2 separate regions of the Homo sapiens genome follow, and region 2 is linked to region 1. A link is an interaction called in ENCODE POLR2A ChIA-PET data of the cell type or tissue named here. Cell type or tissue: PC-9. All regions are shown on one strand. Links, peaks and the distances in the headings refer to the core of each region. The heading gives the core; the rest is flanking DNA.

Evidence for each region. Peaks named below come from ENCODE experiments on the same cell type or tissue, not always from the same donor. Only the 100,000 strongest peaks of a DNase experiment are listed, where the experiment ranks them.
Region 2: POLR2A ChIA-PET joins it to region 1 with 16 read pairs; 5 of 35 experiments call an interaction of 5 or more read pairs at or near these places.

What each region holds. Positions count from the first base shown.
Region 1 is chr6:73,606,925-73,615,206 of GRCh38, reverse strand. SLC17A5 (solute carrier family 17 member 5) reads left to right here. Exons shown (of 11, transcript NM_012434.5): 9 at 4,660-4,807. Among named protein-coding and RNA genes, the nearest start is that of SLC17A5, 43 kb to the left of the region's middle. RefSeq lists enhancers at 3,646-3,815, 5,577-5,746. In PC-9, for the core only: a CTCF peak has its summit at 4,596 (motif pointing right); a DNase peak (open chromatin) is centred at 4,556; H3K27ac peaks cover 842 bases.
Region 2 is chr6:73,431,486-73,442,023 of GRCh38, reverse strand. It overlaps CGAS (cyclic GMP-AMP synthase), which reads left to right. Exons shown (of 5, transcript NM_138441.3): 3 at 1,579-1,815. Among named protein-coding and RNA genes, the nearest start is that of CGAS, 16 kb to the left of the region's middle. In PC-9, for the core only: no CTCF peak of the experiment used is centred there; no DNase peak of the experiment used is centred there.

The DNA.
Region 1 (8,282 bases), core at 283-8,282:
CAATACTCAACACAGAACACCTCGCTCTAATCACCAAAATGTTTGTGGGGATTTCTGCCTACACATAACCAGTTCTGCAGCGGACACCAGCTAGGTATCCTGTAATTCAGTTCTGACACTGTCCAGCTGGCGGTAGCATCAGATCCTATAGGTTGAGGGCTCAGTTCCACAAGATCGCCCCCCTACTTCGGATACCAATCACAAGTCCCAGCTTGTGACCTCTGCTTCTGACTGACCGGCTATAAATCAGGGTTCCCATGACTGTCTTGTCAGGTTCAGTTAATCTGCTAGAGCATCTCAGAGAACTCAGAGAAACACTTTATTTTATGTTTACCCACTTATTATAAAGGGTATTGCAAAGGATATAGATGAACAGCCAGATGGAAAAGCTGCATAGGGCAACATATGTGGGACCGGGTAGGGAGTTTTCATGCCCTCTCCTGGAACACCACCCTCCAAGAACCCCGACCGCAAAAGTTCATCCAAACCCTGTCCCTTTGAGTTTGTATGGAGACTTCGTTAAATGTGTATGATTGATTAAATCATTGGCCATTGGTGACTGGCTCAACCTTCAGCCCCTCTCCCCTCTCTGGAGTTTGGGGGTGGTGCCAAAAGTCCCAGACCTCTAATCCAGCCACCATCCTGAAGCTGTATGGGGACCCCCAGCCACCAATTGTCTCATTAGCATACAAAAGACACTGTTACCACTCCAGAAATTCCAAAAGTTTTAGGAGCTGTGTGCCAAAAAACCGGGGGCAGAGACCAAATATATATTTCTTTTTTAAAACAATTTTTTAATAGAAATGGGGTCTTGCTATGTTGCCCCGTCTGGTCTTGAATTCCTGGCCTCAAGTGATCTTCCTGCCTCAGCATCCCAAAATGTTGGGATTACAGACATGAGCCACCACACTGGCCATATTTCTTTTCTTATTTTTTTTCTTGAGACAGGGGCTCACTCTTAGCCCAGGCTGGAGTGTGGTGGCATGATCTTGACTCACTGCAGCCTCAACCTCCTCAGCCTCAGGTGATCCTCCCACCTCAGCCTCCTGAGTAGCTAGGACTACAGGCACACACCACCATACCCAGCTAATTTTTTAATTTTTACTGAAGACGGGGTTTCACCACGTTGTCCAGGCTGGTCTTTAACTCCTGAACTCAAGTCATCTGCCCGCCTTGGCCTCCCAAAGTGCTGGGACTACAGGAGTGAGGCACCACACCCAGCCCCAGCCATTTTGTTTAATTTCTTTCTTTAATGGGACAAGGTCTCGCTTTATTGCCCACATTGGCCTTGAACTCCTGGCCTTCAGCAATCCTGCTGCTTCAGCCTCCCAAAGTGCTAGGATTACAGGTGTGAGCCACCACACCCAGCCCCCAGCCATATTTTTTAAAATCACAATATCACAACAGTTCAAGACAAAATAAAAATGATAATATTAGTCTTTTATTTTGTTCACATAACAAAACACTATGATGCATTTAAGTGCATTTCTTTACAATATGTTTCTTTTTGAATCATACATTTTGAGGATTAAGATTTATAATATTCACTGGGCGCAGTGGCTTATGCCTGTAATCCTAGCACTTTGGGAGGCTGAGGTGAGCAGATCACAAGGTCAGGAGTTCAAGACCAGTCTGACCAACATGGTGAAACCCTGTCTACTAAAAATACAAAAATTAGCTGGGCGTGGTGGCAAGTGCCTGTAATCCCAGCTACCTGGGAGGCTGAAGCAGGAGAATTGCTTGAACCCAGGAGGCAGAGGTTGCAGTGAGCTGAAATCGCGCCACTGCACTCCAGCCTGGGCAACAGAGTGAGATCCTGTCTCAAAAAAAAAAAATTTATAAAAGATTTATCTCCACCATGGCTTATAATTATTTTTAAAATGGCTTGCTGTGCCAAACATCATCCCTCACAATTTTATATATCACTGTGCTTTCAGCTCAGACTTTGCAATGAAGATTTTTATATCAACTTTAGACAAGATGTAATCAAAGTATTTTTAAGCCTCCATCCCTTTTCTAAGTGAATGCATTTTAAGTTTCAATCCAAAAATATTTACTAGCATTATTATATCAAATAAGGAGCTATAAATCAAAGAACTCAAAGAACCCATAAATAATCATGTGTTTCAGACTCTGCTTTCAGAAAGGTAATTTTTTTTTTTTTTGAGACAGGGTCTTGCTCCGTTGGCCAGGATGGACAACCATGGCTCACTGCAGCCTCAACCTTCTAGGCACAAGTAATTCTCCCACCTCAGTCTCCTGAGCAGCTGGGACTACAGGTCACGCCACAGCACCCAGCTAATTATTTTTGATTTTTTGTAGAGACATGGTTTTACCATGTTGCTCAGGTTAGTCACAAATTCCTGGGCTCAAGCGATCCTCCCACCTCAGCCTTTCAAAGTGCTGGAATTACAGGCGTGAGCCACTGTGCCTGGCCTAGAAAGGTAACTTTTAAAACTATCTAATCAGTTAGGCATGATGGTATGTATCTGTAGTCCCAGCTACTCCAGAGGCTAAGGTGAGAAAATCTCTTGAGCCTAGTTGTTTGAGGCTGCAGAGAGCTATGATCACAACACTGCACTCCAACCTAGGCAACAGAGCAATACCCTATCTCTAAAAATAGTTAGAAAAAAATGTACGTAGAAATAAAACTGTCTAAGACAATCATTTAACTTTTTAAAAGTCTCCAGTAGAGACCCTGGAAGTCTCAGTGACTATACTTCAGTAATTACATTATAAAAAGACCCTGGCTGGGCTCGGTGGCTGTTGCCTGTAATCCCAGCACTTTGGGAGGCAGAGGCGGAGGCAGGCAGATACTTGAGGTCAGGAGCTCAAAACCAGGCTGGCCAACATGGTGAAACCCCATCTCTAATACAAAGATTAGCTTGGCGTGGTGGTGTGTGGCTGTCCCAGCTATTCAGGAGGCCGAGGCAGGAGAATTGCTTGAACCTGGGAGGCAGAGGTTGCAGTGAGCCAAGATTTCGCCACTGCACTCCAGTCTGGGCAAAAAGAGTGAAAAAAAAAAAATTAGCCAGGCATGGTGGCACATGCCTTTAATCCCAGCTACTCAGGAGGCTGAGGCACAAGACTTGCTTACACCTGGGAGGCAGAGGTTGCAGTGAGCTCAGATTGTGCCACTGCACTCCAGCCTGGGTAACAGAATGCGACCCTATTTCAAAATAAATAAATAAAAGTAATGAAATTAAATTAAATCAGACATGGTGGCGTGCACCTGTAGTCCCAGCTACTCAGGAAGCCAAGGCAGAGGATCACTTGAGCCTGGGAAGTCAAGGCTGCAGTGAGCCATGATCGCACCACTGCACTCCAGCCTGACGACAGTGAGACCCTGTCTCAAAAAAACAAGAAAATAAATAAATAAGTAAATAAATGTAATTGAACTTTTTTTAAAGTTCCTCAGTTGCAGTATATACAAATACAACATTTCCATCATCACAGAGAGCTATTGGATAGCACTGCTGTAGACACAGAAAAACTGACAGCCCACTCATTAAGTCTCTTCTCATATTTTACGCTTAACTGCCTGTAATGACCAATGTGTATTCTTATCAGTTGTTAATAATAGGGAGGATTCCTGCATATTAGGTGGGGCAGAAAAAAAAAAAACCAAGGCCGGGCATGGTGGCTCACACCTGTAATCCCAGCACTTTGGGAGGCAAGGTGGGTGGATCGCTTGAGGTCAGGAGTTCGAGAACGGCCTGGCCAACATGGCGAAACCCCATCTCTACTAAAAATACAAAAATTAGCTGGGTATGGTGGCCCAGGCCTGTAATTCCAGCTATTCAGGAGGCTGAGGCAGGAGAATCACTTGAACCTAGGAGGCAGAGGTGGCAGTGAGCCCAGATCACGCCACTGCACTCCAGCCTGGGTGACAGAGTGAGACTCCAGCTCAAAAAAAAGAGAGAGAGAATGAAGACAGAGATTTTAAAAAATCTTTTTAAGAAACAAGGTCTTGCTCTGACAACCCAGGCTGGAGTGCAGTGGTGCCATCATAGCTCACTGTAACCTTGAACTTCTGGGCTCAAGCAATCCTCCCACCTCAGCCTCCTGAGCAGCCAGGACTACAGGTGTGCACCACCATGCCTGGCGAATTTTGTTTTTAATATTTCGTAGAGACAGGGTCTTGCTGTGTTGCCCAGGCTGGCCTCAAACTCCTGGCCTCAAGTGATTCTCCCGCCTCAGCCTCCTAACGTGCTGGGATTACAGGTGTGAGCTGCCACACCCAGGCAAGATGGAGTATTATTCTAACCTCATCCAACAGAGTTTATTATTCAGTTTATCTCCTTTGGTTATATGTATTTTAAACCACATTCTGTGTCAGCTATTGCTTCTCTCTAGAAACATATTTTTAAGTTGTTCTTGTCTTGTTCTTCTCTAACACCATGGAATTTTAGCTGAGTTTTGGCCACATGTAGATTTAATAACATTGCATAATGAGATTTTCCTTTTATAGTATATTAGTTGTATTACGCCCATGTTTTCCAGCATTTTTTTTTTCTCATGAAATTTGTTAGTCTTCCAGGCAATATAGTGTTTCTACAGTAGGTGGCAGCAATTTCAAATTTCAGATTTATACCATATTAAGGTAGAGCAAATATTAATGCTGGGTGTTTTTTCCCTTTTATAACTTTTTAACTCCAGGAATGATTGGACCTGCAGTATTCCTGGTAGCTGCTGGCTTCATTGGCTGTGATTATTCTTTGGCCGTTGCTTTCCTAACTATATCAACAACACTGGGAGGCTTTTGCTCTTCTGGATTTAGCATCAACCATCTGGATATTGCTCCTTCGTGAGTACTAATATAAAGATTTGCTGTGATTGACTTTAAATTATATTTTTAAAAATCCTGATAAAAGGCCAGAGGCGGTGACTCACACCTGTAATCCCAGCACTTTGGGAGGCCAAGGCAGGCAGATAACCTGAGGTCAGGAGTTTGAGACCAGCCTGGCCAACATGGCGAAGCCCTATCTCTACTAAAAATACAAAAATTAGCCAGGCATGATGGCGGGCACCTGTAATCCCAGCTACTTAGGAGGCTGAGGCAGGAGAATCGCTTGAACCCAGGAGGCAGAGGTTGCAGTGAGCTGAGATCGCATCATTGCACTTCAGCCTGGGCAACAAGAGCAAGACTCCATCTAAAAAAAAAAAAACCTGATAAAATAGATATGATATAAAACTTACCATTTTAAGTATGCAGTTCTGTGGCATTAAGTATTCACATTGTTTCATAACTAGCACCACCAACAATCTCTAGAGCAATTTCATCTTCTCAACAGAAACTGTACCCGTTAAACACAATCTCCCATTTCTCCTTCCTCCCAGGCCCTGGCAACCAACATTCTACTTTCTGCCTCTATGGATTTGACTACTATAGGAATGACTTTAAATTCTTAACAGGATTTTAATTTACACAATAATTAAAGCAGGAAGTTGTTTTTAAATTTAAACTTTTAACTATCATCACCTCTGTCCACAGTGCTCTCATTAGAACATTGCAATAACTCATTACTGTGTCTGTTCACCCAACTAGACTAGGAACTCTGTGAAGGCAGAAACTCCCTTATTGTCCTCAGGGCTCTCCATGGCACTTGGCATGTAGTAGGCATTTTGTCAGATGAATGAATGTGAAAGAGTAGACCCAATTGATTTGTCTAACTATATTACCTATGTGCAAATATATTTGTGTAGCCCTTGATAGTTTACACATCACTTTCATAAACACTATCCATTTTACCCTTAAAGCATTCCTTTGAAGTAAGTATTTTTGCCCTATTTGAACGCTAAAGAAACTTAAGAGAAGTTAAGTGATTTATCTTGCAGCACACAGCTAATATAATAAATGATAGAGCCAAAACTTGAACCTAAAATTTTTACTTTTAAGCCCAAAATTCTTTCTACAGCTACCTCTCTGGAAATATTCTTTGAGCCACATACTTCTAAAACCATTTTGTGCCAGCTGACAAGGTAAATAAGGGAGCTATGTAAATATTTTAACCCAAAAGTTTTAATACACTTTATTTGTAAAAATAATAGATATAAATTTATTTTGGAGAAAAGACAGATGGACTCTTACCCTCTTTTCACTACCTCAAAATCTTCACACCTGGACTCCTACAGAATCTTCTGATTTCTATGAATCCTCAGTCTCCTATCTCTTCAATAAATACTCTAAGATAAGCTGCACTCTGTCACCCAGGCTAGAGTGCAGTGACGCCACTGTAGTTCACTGTGGCCTTGAACTCCTGGGATCAAGTAATCCTTCCTGCTCAGCCTCCTGAGTCGCTGGGACTGCAGGCATACATCACCATGCCTGGTTAATTTTTCAAAAAATATTTTGTAGAGATGGGGTCTCCCTATCTTGCCCAGGGTGGTCTCAGTCTCCTGGCCTCAAGTAATCTTCCCGCCTCAGCCCCCCGAAGTGCTAGGATTACAGGCGTGGGCCACAGCACCTGGCCAAGACTTGAGGTTTTGTCAAGCCTAGGATTGACGAATAGTCAAAGGGATATGGGAATTGAGAGTTTTGGCAAGAAATAGTTCTAGGCTATGTTATCGCTTAGGATGTTTTTAGTTGAAGTATAGAAATTCTAATTTAAACTGGGCTAAACAGCATAATCTATTGATTCACTTAATTGTATCCAGAAATAATAGGCTTCAGGCAAGAGTTGATATCCAGCTGCCTACTAATATCACCACAGATTGTTTCTTTCTCACTCTCTGTCTTTTACAGTAGTAGTTTTGTCCTAAGACTGGGTCTGCTTATAAAATCACACAATGAAATGATTGCCAGCAACAATCAGGACTACATGCTTCTTCATTCACATCAAGCAGAAAGAAAAGGATCTTTTCCTCTCTCCACCATGGAAATAAGTCCTGGGCTTCATTTTGGTTGACCCAAACTGAGTCACATGAACCAACCCCAATGGCCAAGAGAATATCATGTGACTTTAGGACAATCAGCACCTACCCCAAAAGTTAGAAGTCAAAGGGTCAGTGCCCCTCAGACATCACTATTGCTACACAGATGGGGGTGGGGAGTGGGAATGGATGCTGAGGAATCCATCGGTAACATCCATTATAACACATGAAGATGTAAATAAACATGAGTCATTTTGAGCCGGGCACGGTAGTTCACGCCTGTAATCCCAACACTTTGGGAGGCTGAGGCGGGTGGATCACCTGAGGTCAGGAGTTCGAGATCAGCCTGGCCAACATGGTGAAACCCCATCTCTACTAAAAATACAAAAATTAGCAGGGTGTGATGGCACACACCTGTAGTCTCAGCTTCTCAGGAGGCTGAGGCAGGAGAATCGCTTGAACCCGGGAGGCAGAGGTTGCTGTGAGCCAAGATTGTGCCACTGTGCTCCAGCCTGGGTGACAAAGTGAGACTCCATCTCAAAAAAAAAAAAAAAAAAATTATAAGGAACATAAAATTGGTTCAGCAGCCATCCAGCCAGAAGGTGGTAAGTCACCCACACCATTTAATAAATCTGAAAGGTAGCTTAGGATTCATCAGGTTCCTGAAGTCTTATTAGAATCTCTGGAATCTGATGAGGGCCCCCCCTGCTCTCTTGAACTAGCAATGAAAGAAAATTGGATCATCGGATAAAAATTGGAGCTATGGTCGGCCGGGTGTAATGGCTCATGCCTGTAATCCCGGCACTTTGGGAGACCAAGGTGGGCAGATCACCTGAGGTCAGGAGTTCAAGACCAGCCTGGCCAACATGGTGAAACTCTGTCTCTACTAAAAATATAAAATTAGCCAGGTGGGGTGGTAGGACCTGTAATCCCAGCTACTTGGAAGGATGAGGCAGAAAATCACTTGAACCTGGGAGGTGGAGGTTGCAGTGAGCAATTGCACTCTAGCCTGGGTGACAAGAGTGAAACTCCATCTCAAAAAAAAAAAAAATAGTGCTATTGTCAAAAGATGAAAATAGATGCTGAAGAAAAAGAAAACCAAATATCCATGGTACCTACCTTATAAGATCGTTGTGAAGATTAAATAGAACACGCACAGAACACTTTGCTCATAATGCAATAAAGGTATTTGCATATAATGCAATAGATGTAATTATTTTCTGGCTAACTTTGAGTCAGGTGTGGTGACCAGGGTCACAGATCAATCCAAGTAAAATATTAAAGTGATGATTGGTGTGCTTTCAGAAAGGAAAATGCTGACCACTAAAGAGCCACCATTGGGTCACTAAGAGCCAAAATGGCAAAACAGTCTAACTTCTCAACATAATTTTTAGCCTAATAGAATAAAG
Region 2 (10,538 bases), core at 2,121-10,120, 180 kb after region 1:
GTGCATGCCTGTAATCCCAGCGACTCAGGAGGTTGAGGCAGGAGAATCACTTGAAGCTGGGAGGTGGAGTTTGCAGTGAGCTGATATCACACCACTGCACTGCATCCAGCCTGGGCTACAGAGCAAGACTTTGTCTCAAAAAAAAGTAAGGTAGATGGACACTTACTTCCTCAGTGGTAACAGGAGAGGTGGCCAGGTTTGGGTAACAGGTGGCCAGGTTTGCAGATTTTTCTAGCATTTTCTCCTTTGTGCTCTACTTCGTCACTGTGGAAGTCTTATCTGACAGTAGTAGTCTTTACTGCTTATAAACCCCCAACTCCCAAAGCCATCTAAATTTCTGACCATAGCCACCCACCCAGCAGCCATCTCCACTTGAGTGTCCCACAGGTATCTAGAGCTCATTGTATCTCATGAAGTTCAGCTTGGCCCAATCTTTCTTCTTCCTGCTTATTCTATTTTGAGGAATGGAACCAACATCAGCCATTAGGCCTAGGAAGGCCAAGATCCTGGGATGGCATCCCAAGGCTCCTACTTTCCTCCTCACATCGTAGCCTCAACTCATGACCACTTATGTTGATTTGGACTTCTTTAGTTGCTCTCACTTCTTCCCCGTGTCTTGATGCTCACTACCTCTGTGCTGCCGTGGCACCCAGCCTCTGTGCCAGGCTGTTGCTGTGGTCTTTTTGCTGCCTGTCTCTTCCCTCTTGCCCATCTGGCCTCTCCTCTAGGCTTCCCTCCATTCTGCCATCTATAATTTGTAATGAAAATTTAACCAGGCACAGTGGCACATGCCTGTAATCCCAGCTACTCAGGAAGCTGAGGCAGGAGGATCAATTGAACCCGGGAGGCAGAAGTTGCAGTGAGCCGAGATCGTGCCACTGCACTCCAGCCTGGGCAACAAGACAATAAGAGTGAAACTCTGTCTCAAAAAAAAAAAAAAAGAAAAAGAAAAAGAAAAAAGAAAAGAAAAGAAAAGAAGAAAATTTAATCACAGCACTCTTAAACCTCAAAGTCTACAGAGACCCCTTCATCATATATGCCCCACACCATCTTGACAATGCCTCCCAATGGGAGATATCAGTAATTATTGTGTTTTTTGTTTTTTGTTTTTTTTTCTTTTTTGAGACAGAGTCTTAATCTGTCGCCCAGGCTGGAGTGCAGTCATGTGATCTCGGCTCACTGCAACCTCCGCCTCCTGGGTTCAAGTGATTCTCATGCCTCAGCCTCCCGAGTAGCTGGGATTACAGGCATTCGCCACCATGCCCGGCTAATTTTTGTATTTTTAGTAGAGATGGGGTTCCACCATGTTGGCCAGGCTGGTCTCGAACTCCTGACCTCAAGTGATCCACCTGTCTCGGCCTCCCAAAGTGCTGCGATTACAGGCATGAGCCATCATGCCCAGCCAATATTGGTTTAGTAAAATACTTTGCCTTTTAGAGCCAGTTTCTGTTTTACCACTAATGTTTACTTCATACTTAGCACACCAGAGATCTTCAATTATAGTTACATTATTTCCCCTGTATTTCCAGAGAAAATTGGATTAATAAATACTTTCTTTTCTTTTATATGTTCAACCAGATACAGATGTCATCATGAAGAGGAAAAGAGGAGGGAGCCCTGCTGTAACACTTCTTATTAGTGAAAAAATATCTGTGGATATAACCCTGGCTTTGGAATCAAAAAGTAGCTGGCCTGCTAGCACCCAAGAAGGCCTGCGCATTCAAAACTGGCTTTCAGCAAAAGTTAGGAAGCAACTACGACTAAAGCCATTTTACCTTGTACCCAAGCATGCAAAGGAAGGAAATGGTTTCCAAGGTATTTTAAATATTAAAGTTAACTTAAAGAAGTAAAAGAGTTGTTAATGTTATATGTTCAGGCAGTAAAAGATCAACAGCCAACCAATGCTGTTGTCATTTCAAGAGCCATCAGGCAAAATAGGTTATAAGATGGGAGTCTGGTGACAGACAGAATTGAAAAGGGCAAAGTTGTAGTATTAATATCAAATACTCAGCTTTAAAATGTCTAGCAATCCATATTTGAATTTTATTTTATTTTTTTCGGTAAAGAAAAGCAGTATTGGCCTTGGAGTCAGACTGCCCTGGTTCTGAATCCTGAGGCTCCTTCTACTAGTTGTGTGAATTCGAGCTAGTTATGATGCTTTCTAAACCCATTTGCTCATCCGTACACTGTGTTAACCAAAAGTACTTGAAAAATTCTGGAAAGATAAAATGTGCATGCAGTTCTGTGGCCAATTCTGTTCATGCCAGTTATACGTTATTACATATTAATATTATCATTAGAGTCTAGACTCTCATTCTCAGCCCTGGTTCTCTCTTTCCTTCATCTTCCCATTCCACTGCTCCTATGCAGCGTGTCTCAGCCTCACAGATCAGGACGGGTTTTCAGGCTGTGCTCTTGGGTAAAATTCAACTTCCAAGAAACAGACTGAGTTGGTCTACAGCTAAAACTTTATAATGGTGATATTTTTGAAGGTAGAAGGAAGTAACTTTTTTTTTTCTTTCTTTCTTTTTTTTTTTTTCCTGAGACAGAGTTTTGCTCTTGTTGCCCAGGCTGAAGTGCAGTGGCACAATCTCAGCTTGCTGCAACCTCTGCCTCCCGGGTTAAAGCGATTCTCCTGCCCCATCCTCCCGAGTAGCTGGGACTACAGGTGCCCGCTACCATGCCTGGCTAATTTTTTGTATTTTTAGTAGAGACGGGGTTTCACCATGTTGGCCAGGCTGGTCTCAAACTCCTGGGAAGTAGCTTTTTTCCTTGTGATTTAGTCTAAAAAAAAAAAGAAAGTAGCTGATTATTTTCATTTTCTCCCATAGATTTATATAGGACTTTTGGCACCTACTACTATTGGATTCCAGGGAAATTGAAGGAGACCATAAAACAAATGAACCAAGTTATAAATGAGTATTGCTGAAAAAAGCCCAGAAATAGTCAATCATGCTTAGTTTGATGGTTTGTGTTTTTGTGGACACACATCATAACTTCATATATTGCATACATAGAGGAATCATTTTCTGTAAGAAAAATAGTCTATGAAGGGTACTTACATATATCATTATTCATGTTTTTACAAAATGAATTATAGCTTTCTGCAAAGAGGTTGTTCTGCAAACTGAACAATTTTTAGAATAGCTGCCCCAGGAAACCCTCACTGTAAGTGATACAAAAATTGCAACAGGACCCCATACCATCTCTTGCTGACCCCATACTGTCCTGAGGAACACTGGAAGGTAAATCACCTTAGAGATGAAGAAGAGTCCTTTGGTGGCCCTGTGGCCTATGTGGTTAGGCAGTTCTTTTTTTTTTTTTTTTTTGAGACGGATTCTTGCTTTGTTGCCCAGGCTGGAGTGCAGTGGTGTGAACTTGGCTCACTGCAACCTCTGCCTCCTGGCTCAAGCGATTCTCCTGCCTCAGCCTCATGAGTAGCTGGGACTACAGGCGCATGCCACCACGCGAGGCTAATTTTTGTATTTTTAGTAGAGACAGGGTTTCATTATGTTGGCCAGGATGGTCTCCATCTCTTGACCTCGTGATCCACCCGCCTCAGCCTCCCAAAGTGCTGGGATTACAGGCGTGAGCCACTGCATCTAGCCATGGTTAGGGAGTTCTTTTCATTCTTCCATTAAAATGAAAGAAAGTGAAGGCTGGTGCTGGATGCTTAGCTTCACCTCTGCTTTCTGTTACCCTTGGCTGTTCTGCATCTGCCATCATTCCAGATTATGTATAATTAGACAAAACTCTGCTTCTGTGTATGTGTGTGAGTGTATGTGAACAGAGGGACTTAACAGTGAAAATACTTGTACTAGATTGGAGACACTTATAACACCTGCTATATCTTTTCTTTCTCTAAACATTCTACTAGAAATTCCCTGGTCTCACAAGCTATATTTTTAAAAATATTATGTTTTTGTTTTTATTTATTTTTATTTGTTTATTTTTTGAGACAGAGTCTCGCTGTGTCGCCCAGGCTGGAGTGCAGTGGTGCAATCTTGGCTCACTGCAACCTCCACCTCCTGGGTTCAAAAGATTCTCCCACTTCAGCATCTCGAGTAGCTGGGACTACAGGTGCGTGCCACCATGCCCAGCTAATTTTTTGTATTTTTAGTAGAGACTGGGTTTCACCATATTGGCCAGGCTGATCTCGAACTCCCAACTTCAGGTGATCCACCCATCTCCATCTCCCAAAGATTACAGGCATGAGCCACTGTGCCTGGCCTTGTTTTTATTGATTTTTGATTAAAAATTTTAAATTTTAAAAATTTACCTGTTGCAAAATAATACTAGTTTTATTACCAAGGATATAATTTATTTAAAGAACAGTTTATGATTTACTTGCAGTTTTTTTGTTCTTAAGATAAAAGGACAGTCAAAATATGAGGTTTTTAACCCACTCAAAAAAATGTTCAGCCAGGCGCAGTGGCCCATGCCTATAGTCTCAGCTACTCAGGAAGTTGAGGCGGGAGGATTGCTTGAGCCCAGGGGTTCAGGGCTGTAGTGAGCTATGATCATGCCACTGCACTCCATCCTGGGTAACATAGCAAGAAGTCCTCTATACCCCGCCTGCCAAAAAAAAAGTCTCTGGACAGTTTAACTCAACATAGGTAAATTAACTTGTTTCATTATGTTATCTGTTTTTAGATACTGGTTTTTAAATTTTGATTTAATTCGTTTCATAAATTTATAAAGCATATACGTGGTTCCAAAGTCAAAGCTATGGAAAAAGGTACAGTTAGAGAAACATCTTCTGTTCATGTCCTCTCCACACTCTTCTCTCCTTCCCTGATTAGAAACCTTTTTAATTGTTTTTAGTTTACCCTTCCATGTTTTATTTTTTATTTTATTTATTTATTTATTTTTGAGACAGAGTCTCGCTCTGTTGCCCAGGCTGGAGCGCAGTGGGGCAATCTTGGCTCACTGCAGCCTTCGCCTCCCAGGTTCAAGTGATTCTCCTGCCTCAGCCTCCAGGAGTAGATGGGATTACAGGTGTGTGCCACCACGCCTGGCTAATTTTTGTGTTTTTAGTAGAGATGAGGTTTCACCACGCTGGCCAGGCTGCTCTTGAACTCCCAACCTCAGGTGGTCCACCCACCTTGGCCTCCCAAAGTACTGGGATTACAGGCGTGAGCCACCGTGCCTGGCCTTCCGTGTTTTAAAAGTGTAAGTAAATATATTCTCTCTCTCTCTCTCTCATTCATGTAATGGCTCAAACCTATAATCCAGTACTTTGGGAGGCTGAAGTGGGTGGATCATTTGAGCTCAGGAGTTCGAGACCAGCGTGGGCAACATGGTGAAAGCCTGTCTCTACTAAAAATACAAAAATTAGCCAGGTGTGGTGGTGCAAGCCTGTAGTCCCAACTATTCAAGAGGCTGATGTCAGGGGATCACTTGAGCCCTGGAGGTTGAGGCTGCAGTGAGCCAAGATGGTGCCACTGCACTCTAGCCTGGGTAACAGAGTGAGACCCTGTCTCAAAAACAAAGAAAAAGGTGTCCCTTTTATTTTAAAAAGGGGATGGCATATAAATGTGTATATAGTATATAATATAAATTATATACAATGTTTTATATTATATGACATATTACATATAAATTATACATAATATATTACATGTAAATACTTATGTAAATATATTCATATAAATACTTATATTTAATATATATTTTTAAGATAAAGAAGTCAGGTAAAAACTAAGGAAATCTGGATAAAGTATAGACTTTAGTTAACAATAATGTATCAATATTGGTTTATTGTACCAATGTATTTTATGAATATGGGATGTTAATAATAGGGAAATGGGGGTGCAGTGGCATGTGCTTATAGTCCTAGTTTCCTCAGCCTTCGGGAGGCTGAGGCAGGAGGATCATTGAGCCCAGGAGTTAGGGTTGTTCTTCTTGGAGCTGAACTCCTGGGTTCAAGTGATCCTCCCGTCTCAGTCTCCCACCTCCCAAGTAGCTGAGATTACAGGTGCACGACACTGTAATCAGTGGACATGTTTTCAAGTGGGTTTAAAACTTGGTATTTTGACTGTCCTTTTATCTTAAGGACAAAAAACTGCAAAAAAATTATAAGCTGTTTTTTATAAGTGTATTATTGGTAATAATACTGGTATTACTTTGAAAAAGGTAGATTGAACATAAATATTAGATAATATAGTAATTTATATACATACAAAATATATTTGTATGCTACCCCCTTTTTAAATAAAAGGTACACTTTTTTTTTTTTTTTTTTTAAAGTAGACACAGGGTCTTGCTATGTTGCCCAGGCTGGTCTCAAACTCCTGGCCTAAAGCAGTCCTCCCACTTTGGCCTCCTAAAGTGCTGGGATTATAGGCATGAGCCATCATGGCCAGGACATATGTTTTTCTTTTTAATTTTATTAATTTGGTTTATTTTTTAATTTTATAGACGCCCTGCTCTCAGATATAACACTTTTTTTCTTTTAATTTAACAAGATATTTTCGATCTCACTCCATACCTCTATATAGAGAAAACACCCATTCCTTTTTAAAGTCTATTTTTACAGCTGGTCAAAGAGTAAATCGTTATGTAATATTGCTAGGCATTTCCCAGATCTCCATAGGCATCATTCCAATTTGCTTTTCCACAGCAATGTATCAGAGTACCTGTTTCACTCTCAACCTCACTGACTTGTTAAACTTTTTGCCAATTGAAATTCTTGCCAGTGAGAAAATGATATCTCAAAAAGTAAGAAATGATATCTCAGTGTAGTTTATTTAAAAATAAACTTTTTGTTTTAGCATAGTTTTGTATTTACAGAAAAATTGTGAAGATAGTACAGAGAGTTCCCGTATAACCCCATACCCATTCCCCTGGGGTTTTTTCTGGGGGAGGTAGTGGGGCAGAGTTTCACTATGTTGCCCATGCTGGTCTTGAACTGAGCTCAATGATCCTCCCACCTCACCTTATCAAGTAACTGGGACTACAGACACGTGCCACTGCAGCACCCCCATTTTCCTATTATTAATATCTCACATTAATACAATACATTTAATAATTAATAAACCAATATTGATATATTATTGTTAGCTAAGGGCTATATCTGCTGGGCACAGTGGGTCTTGCCTGTAATCCCAGCACTTTGGGAGGCCGAGGTGGGCAGATCACCTGAAATCAAGAGTTCGAAACCACCCTGGCCAACATGGCAAAACCCCGTCTCTACTAAAAAAATACAAAAATTAGCCAGGCGTGGTGGCATGTGACTTAGTCCCAGCTACTCAGGAGGCCGAGACAGGAGAATCACTTGAACTTGGTGGGTGGAGTTGCAGTGAGCCAAGATCATGCCACTGCACTCCAGTCTAGGAGACACAGCGAGACTCCATTAAAAAAAAAAATTATATACTTTATCCAGATTTCCTTAGTTTTTCTTAATGTCCTTTTACTGTTCCAAGATCCCATTTAGGATACCATATTGCATTTAGTTGTCATGTCTCCTTAAGCTACTCTTGACTGTGACAGTTTTTTGGTTTTAACAGTTTTGAGGAGTACTAGTTAGGTATTTTGTAGAATGTCCTTTACTTGAGATTTCTTTATTATGTTTCTTATGATTAGATCAGAGTTATTGGTTTGGGGGAGGAAGGTCACAGAGGCAAAGTGCCATCCTTATCAAATTTTATCAACGGTACGTGCCACCTTTCTTTACAGTCATGTACAGTTGACCCTCAGGATTGGCTCCAGGGTACCCTGCAGACACCGAAGTCCACAGATGCTCAAATCCCTTACATAAAATGATATAATACAGTTGGCCCTCCATATCTGTGGGTTTCAATTCACGATTGGTTGAATTCTCAGATGTGAAACCCTCAGATACAGAGGGCCAACCGTATTGTGTAGCTATCCCTGAACTCTTTATTCTGTCCCATTAAAATCTTTGTCTATCTTTGTACCATGTTGTTGTACATAATGTAGCTTTATAATTAGTCTCAATATCTTTTAGGGCAAGTTCTACCACTTCGTTTTTCTCCAAGGGTGTCTGAGAGAGTCTTGACCCTTTACATTCTCATATAAATTTTGAAATCAGCTTTTCAGATTCCACAAAATACTTTTTGGAATTTTGATTGAGATAATGTTGAATCTATAGATAAATTTGGGGCCAGGAATGATGACTTATGCCTGTAATTCCAGCACTTCAGAAGGCTGAGGAAGGAGAGTTGCTTTAGGTGAGGGGTTCAAGACCATCTTGGACAACACTGTGTAAAAACTCTAGCCAGGCGTGGTGGCTCACGCCTGTAATCCCAGCACTTTGGAAGGCCAAGGTGAGTGGATTACGAGGTCAAGAGATCGAGACCATCCTGGCCAACATGGTAAGACCCCATTTCTACTAAAAATACAAAAATTAGCTGGGCATGGTGGCACGTGCCTGTAGTCCTAGCTACTCGGGAGGCTGAGGCAGGAGAATCGCTTGAACCCAGGAGGCAGAGGTTGCAGTGAGCCAAGATCACGCCATTGCACTCCAGCCTGGTGACAGAGAGAGACTCCGTCTCAAAAAAAAATTAAAAAAAAAAAACTCTCTATAAAAGTTTTTATAGAGAGTTGTGAGTCTTCATCTCTATAAAAACTTTTTAAAAATTAGCCAGGCGTGGTGGTGTGCACTTGTAGCTTGTAGTCTTAGTTACGCAAGAGAATCACTTAAGCTCAGGAGTTCGAGGTTACAGTGAGCTATGATCTTGCCACTGCACTCCAGCCTGGGCAACATAACAAGACACTGTCTGTATTAAAAAAAAAAAACATGGGAGAGAGTTGATATGTTAACAATATTGAGTCTCCCAATCCACTTATTTACATCTCCTCTAATACTTCCCAGCTTCATTCATTAGCATTTTCTCTGCAGAGGTTTTGTATATCTTTTGTTAATTTATTCATAGGTAATTGATCTATTTTAAAACTATTTATTTATTTATTTATTTTGAGATGGAGTCTCGCTCTGTCACCCAGGCTGGAGTGCAGTGGTGCGATCTCGGCTCACTGCACCCTCCACCTCCTGGGTTCAAGCGATTCTCCTGCCTCAGCCTCCTGAGTAGCTGGGATTACAGGTGCCCACCACCGTGTCTGGCTAGTTTTTGTATTTTTAGTAGAGATAGGGTTTCACCATGTTGTCCAGGCTGCTCTCAAACTCCTGACCTCAGGTGATCTGCTCACCTCGGCCTCCCAAAGTACTGGGATGACAGGCGTGAGCCACCGCGCCTGGCCAAAACTTTTTATTATGAAAATTTTAAACCAGTACCAAAGGAGACTGGGCCAGGAGTGTTGGCTCATGCTTGTAATACCAGCATTTTGGGAGGCTGAGGTGGGTGGATCACTTGAGCCCAGGAGTTCAAGCCTGGGCCACGTGACAAAACCCTGTCTCTTCAAAAAATACAAAATAAATTAGCTGGGTGTGGTAATATGCACCTGTTGTCCCAGCTATTTGGGGGGCTGAGGTGGGAGAATCACTTGAGTCTAGGAGGTTGAGGCTTCTGTGAGCCGAGATCATGTCACTGCGCTCCAGCCTGGGTGACAAAGTGAAACCTTGTCTTAAAAAAATAATCAATGACTGGGAGCGGTGGCTCACACCTGTAATCCAAGCACTTTGGGAGGCCAAGGCGGGTGGGTCACCTGAGGTCAGGAGTGCGAGACCAGCCTGGCCAACATGGTGAAACCCCATCTCTACTAAAAATACAAAATTAGCCGGGCATGGTGGCGCATGCCTGTAATCCCAGCTACTCAGGAGGCTGAGGCAGGAGAATCACTTGAACCTGGAAGGCAGAGGTTGCAGTGAGCTGAGATGGTGTCACTGCACTCCAGCCTGGGCAACAGAGCGAGACTCAATCTCAAAAAATAAAAATAAATAAAAATAAATGTATAAACAAATAATAATTTTCTTATATTAGCTGGGCACAGTGGCTCACAGCTGTAATTCCAGCACTTTGGGAGGTGGGAGGATTGCTGGACCCCAGGAGTTTGAGATCAGCCTGGGCAAGGTGGAGAGACCCCGTCTCTACAAAAAAATCCAAAAATTAGCCAGCCATGGTGATGTATGCTTCTGGTCCCGCTATTGGAACGGCTAACATGAGAAGATTGCTTGAGGCTGGGAAGTCGAGGTTTCAGTGAGCTGTGTTCACGCACTCCAGCCTGGGTGATAGAGGGAGATCTTGTCTCAAAAAATGAAAGAAAAAAGTAATAATTCCCTAATATCAAACACCTATTCAGTATTAAAATTTCCGCTTGTCTTGTAAGTGTCATACTTTTTTTGTATGTTTGGATCAGTCTGTTTGGATCAGGATTCAAATAAGGTTCATACATTGTGACTGACCAATATGTCTGTTAAATCTCTTTTAACTCATAACTTCCTCTTTCATAACTTTTTTATTCCTTGAATAAAATTTACTCAATTTACTTCAATTTACTCATTGAAGAAACAGGTTATTTTTCCTGTAGAGTTTCCCAAAGAGAGTTTGTAGAGTGCATTCTAGAAGTGTCGTTTAGCATGTTCTGCTTTCATCCATATTTCTTTTTGTTGTTGTTGT